Regions from separate parts of the Mus musculus genome. Here region 1 is linked to region 2. The links are chromatin loops, found by intact Hi-C in ENCODE. Cell type or tissue: left cerebral cortex. All regions are shown on one strand.

Evidence for each region. Hi-C counts contacts between places; a loop is a spot of excess contacts. Peaks named below come from ENCODE experiments on the same cell type or tissue, not always from the same donor. Only the 100,000 strongest peaks of a DNase experiment are listed, where the experiment ranks them.
Region 1: a loop joins it to region 2, with 3 times the contacts of the local background. A loop is called at or near these places in 4 of 42 quality-filtered maps.

The regions. Positions count from the first base shown.
Region 1 is chr3:153,483,712-153,486,211 of GRCm38, forward strand. The region is part of intron 2 of St6galnac3 (ST6 (alpha-N-acetyl-neuraminyl-2,3-beta-galactosyl-1,3)-N-acetylgalactosaminide alpha-2,6-sialyltransferase 3); the gene reads right to left. Among named protein-coding and RNA genes, the nearest start is that of Gm46831, 24 kb to the right of the region's middle. In left cerebral cortex, no CTCF peak of the experiment used is centred here; a DNase peak (open chromatin) is centred at 1,233; H3K27ac peaks cover 1,247 bases.
Region 2 is chr3:153,394,436-153,396,935 of GRCm38, forward strand. The region is part of intron 3 of St6galnac3 (ST6 (alpha-N-acetyl-neuraminyl-2,3-beta-galactosyl-1,3)-N-acetylgalactosaminide alpha-2,6-sialyltransferase 3); the gene reads right to left. Among named protein-coding and RNA genes, the nearest start is that of 1700012D16Rik, 97 kb to the left of the region's middle. In left cerebral cortex, no CTCF peak of the experiment used is centred here; DNase peaks (open chromatin) are centred at 1,133 and 2,448.

The sequences.
Region 1 (2,500 bases), 89 kb after region 2:
CCCCATGGCAGGGAGAGTGTTAGGAAGAGAGGAGGGAGTGCAGAGGGGGCAAGGCTTGTGGTCATGTGAAGCAGACATGTTCCACAAGCATGGCCATTCTGCCCTCAGCAGACATCCTTTGTCCTCCTCTGGCATGTCATTCTAGGTGTCTGCATTGTGCTGATCAGACCCCACAGCCATCAGAATGGTGAGCAGAGTAAACGTCACGGTTTGCTGGCATCCTCAGATATCTCATGATAGAGACACAAATGGACTAAGGCAGATGGCCAAGTAAATGAAAACCTGTGTCAGGTGTCAGCAACAACTCAGGGCGTAGAGTAATGATTCGGGCACAAAGGATGTGGATACAGGCAGGGAGGGGAGGAGACAGGAAATGCACATTCAGAAACGTGATGGTGGAGGGCTTCTCCATAAGCAACATGATTCCAAACCAGACCTTTCTGCAACTTGTATGTGCTTCTCTACCATAACACCATGTCAGCATCCTCTACAACACTTCACCACTTGTGTGTGATTCACTCACATGTTTACTGGCTTCTATTACATCAACGAGTTCCAGGAGGCTCAATACAGGTCTTGTCCCCTAGCTTGGCTCCTAGCTCAGTGTCTGGCATCTAGTGGCTACCATACCTCGGATGGATGGATGGATGGATGGATGGATGGATGGATGGATGGATTGGATAGGTGGGTGCATGGATGAATGGGTGGATGTAGGAATAGATGAAAGGATGATAGATGGACAGATGGTTAGATGAATGAGAGAGTGTACCTCATAAAGTCAATTCTCACAGATGCCTTAAACCACTTTTCATGATCACCTTTATGGCAGAATGCCAGGGAACCATACTATTTCAAGGCACTGGCACACTTTCAGTATTTTAAGCAAATAAAATGCAAAAACTCTCAAAGGGCTTGGGAGATAGGATCACTCGTATGGACTGTCTCTCCTCTTTGTACTCCACAGGCTTTTGCTACAGATCTGGATTGGAAGGAAATGGGACAGAGATTTCTGACCTTGAGGACAGGACAGTGGCACACACAGCAGGGATCGAAAGACTGCCTCCTGCTCTCCATCCTGGCTGCATGCCTGGTTATTTCTGGCTTGGACTACTTTCCGGAGCTTTCTAGGATTCGGGCTTCTGTGCAACTCATAACACATACTGATTTGACCCTTTTTATTTTTTTCCCACATCTCTACATTGGGAGTTTCCCATCCTGCTTAGCAACCCTTCACTTTCCCTTTATAGATGCTCCATGCTGAGAGGCAGCAGCCATGAGGGAGGTGTGAGGAAGGCGCGTGGCTGGAGATGCCCACTTCGCTTCTGTCACTAGGCAGGAGAGGGAAGGCTGCTCTGCTTGCAACATTCTGAGGCGTCATTTATCACAGGAACTACAGAGAATCTGGAGGAACTCATTTGGGGTGTATAATCTAAAAGGATAGCCTGAATTAGTAAGAATAAAAATGTGTATTGCTTGCACACAGACTCTTCAGCATAGAGAAAGCTGAGACACACTTCACCTGTGACCTTACCAGGGGCAGCACTTCAGCATCCTTAATTAGAAACTGCCCGTTTCCTCCTGTGCCTTAGAAAGACAGCGCCCAGATTAGACTCCAGATATCCTCACTGCTTCCTCTGGCAGAGCCTGGCTCCACCAGGGAACTACTTGTTTACAAGGCTGCAGAACCAATGCACCTGCCCGCCCCACCCATTCCACCTGCAAAGCAGGGGCCAAGGTTGTCTAATCACTTGGTGACTTCTCCCCTAGCACAGCTGTGTGCCCTTTCTCAATGCCCTTGACTTTACCACCCCAGAATGTTCTCTTTACTACGAAAGAGGCCACACAACCCCACTCGTATTGTGGAGATCCCTCGTAGACCACAGAGACAATGATGTCCCGTCACTGTGACACACAGACCCATACATTCTAAGAAAATACTCAACTTGGGCTTGCATATCTTGGAATCTTTGGACAATAGCTGTTTTCTCCCCATTCAGCATATACAAAAGTAAGATCTCATAGCTCACAGATGCACAGAGGGAACACAGCCACAGTGACTAATATTTGTGTCATGCTTTGAAGTTCACTGCAAGGTGCCCATCAACATAAGCACCCCTGGCTGTTCTCTGACCCTGTGCTTCCTCCCTGATGAGATCACGTGATCCTGCAGTGTCTTGTGAGAACACTCTATCTGCATGGCTTCTCCATCCCTTCCCATCCCTAAGTGCAGAATCTCTGAATGCAGTGGCTCCAGCCTCCATGTGCATCTCTATGGATCACGAGTGTCTGTCTTCTGGGAGTTATCAATCTCCTGACACTGGATTAGAAGAGGAACCTGTCCCGTGTTGCTCACACCCTACCCCAAGTGCCTCAGATAGACACGCAGGAGACACTCGCTTATCGTAGATGGTTGTTGATGAGTAACTGAGCTGACTTTATACTGGATCAAGTCTTTCTTTACAGGAGCAGCCTAAGGAGGAGAAACGCTTAGTTCCATGTA
Region 2 (2,500 bases):
CAGAGTACAGGAAGTAGGAAGAGGGTGTAAGCTCTCAAGGCCTGTCTGTCCTCAGGACATCTGTGCCTTCTGAAGGCCCAGTCACATCTGTACAGTGTCGCTAACTGGAGACTTAAGTGCTGAGATACAGAAGCCTCTGGCGACTCTTCTCATTGAAAGTCCCACAGGCGGGTATGGTTTCTGGAGGGAACTTCAAACTGCAAAGATTTAAATTCCAGCTTTCAAAGGGGCTTATCTTATGTGCCTTTGTGTCTATTATGCCCTAGTTTACTTTCTTATCTTGAGCAAAAGCAACTTGGGAAAAAAGGTGTTCATTTGGCATGAGCACACACACACACACACACACACACACACACACACACACACACACACACACACATACGTACGTAACTGTCATTGAGGAAAGCCAAGGTAGGACCTCAAGCAGAAGCAGAGATAGAAGCCACAGTGGTACACTGCTTAGGGCTTACTCTCCATAGCCTACTCAGACTGCTTGCTTACACCATCCAAGACCACCTGCTGAGAACCGGCTGGTCCCCTATCAACTATTAAATAAACACCCCCACAGGCCAATCAGATAGAAGCAATTCCTTATGTGAGGTTCCCACTTCCCAGATGACCCAGCTTCTGTCAAGCTGATAAAAATCTAACAAGTGCCCCCCCCCCAAACCCCACCCTCATCTACGTGACCAGTGTCCTTCCCTGAGGAAAGACACTGTTCCAAGCGCTCAGAAGGTATGGTCTAGAATTATTTGATAATATGATTTAAATCCTCTCTTTTTTTCTGTTTCCAGAACAACATACTCAAATGGATATGTGTGTGTGTGTGTATATATATATATATATATATATATATATATATATATATATATATATATATATATATGGCATGCCACAGAATGGACAAAATCAGAGCCCCAGGTTCTAGTCCTTGAGACTCTTCGGGCTAAAAGGCCATAGGAGATCCTTCACAAGGAAGCAGTGGACCACACTGCCGTGGGTGTCCAGAGTGGGGGAGGCACAGCAGCCAGCGAGCAGTATACCAGCCTGGCAGAGGTTCCTGGAGCAAAGCCCCACAGAAATGCATGGACTTCTGGCAGAGTCACTACATTTGTTTTGATCTTAGCTTTTCTTGCCTGTAAAATAAATGCGCTGGACTCATTTTTAGCTCCCCATCTCCTCCCCCCCTTTCTCTTCGCCCACTAGACTTGTTTGTGGAGATTCTTGAGCTATATATGAAATCTCAGAAAGTTGAGCAGGGATAGTTTAATTTTTCCCCCTCAATACAGAACCTGACTGAAACATTTGCCTTCCAGGCTTTTGAGCAGAACTATATTGTTTCAATATGGGCTCCCTAGTTACCAGAATTTCTGATGGAAATTGTATTTGTCTTAGATTTAGGAAAACAGAAAAACAAATTAAATGCTAACTAGCAAATACATCATTTCTCACAAATCACACCATTCAAAGCATAAAGTTCACTTTGGAAAAGTCACACCAAGGCATACTGCATTGCATGCCCCTCAGCCCGAAGAATCTCAGGGACTAGGTTAGGTCAGGGCATGAGAGATCTAATCCTAAGAGAGCCTGGCTAACACTGCTTCTAGTGTTAATGAGCTACCATCCCTCAAAGCCACATCACTCCCCTCAAGGACTGGGTGATGCTGTGTGTTAGGTTCACTCTGAAGGACAGGATAGAGCGTCGAGTCCATCCGCCCTTGCCTAAGTCTCTCATAGAGTAAGTGGAAATTGCAACTTGTCACACAGTAGTAAATGACATCTGGAAAATGGAGTTTGATGCCCAGGTCAGAGAGGGGTGGTAGGGGGTGTTGCCAGGGAAGGGCTCTCTGACAAGGTGTCATCTGAGTCAAGGCCTAAGAGAATAAATGAAGGAGAAAACTCCTGCAGCTATCTGGAGATGTCCCAGAAGTATTGAATTATGGGGTCTGTGCTTTTCAAAGTAGGAACATGATTCATGTGCATTATCATAAGCTTTACTTAAGCTAACATATTTATGAGTTCATATTCTGGGCAGACGCCGGGCTTTAGAAGTACATGGTCTTGATTTCCTAACGGGTCTGTAGGGAATTCAGATGCAATCTCTAGCCCATGGATTGCCCATCTGTGAGGTAGAGCCTAGACTTCAGCATAAGACTTCTTTTTTTTTTTTTTTTTTTTTTTTTTGCCTCGAGAATCCATCTCGGCTCACTGCATATCCTTGGGGGCAGCATCTTTTTAACTCACGCTGGGATTTGCTTCGTCTTGGCCAGGTTTCTCAGCTACTTTCACTTCCTACCTACTGACATCCTGATGAGTGTTATTTATAAATATTAAAAACAAGGAGGTGAGACCGGATGTAGAGAACCTGCCTACACATGCCAGAGCCTCAGCCAGAGAACGTGTCTCAAACATCAACAGCGCCTCTGCATCTGGACAATGTCTGACACCTACTTATCACCCAGGGAATATGTGCTCGGGAGACATCTGCAGAAGGCATGAA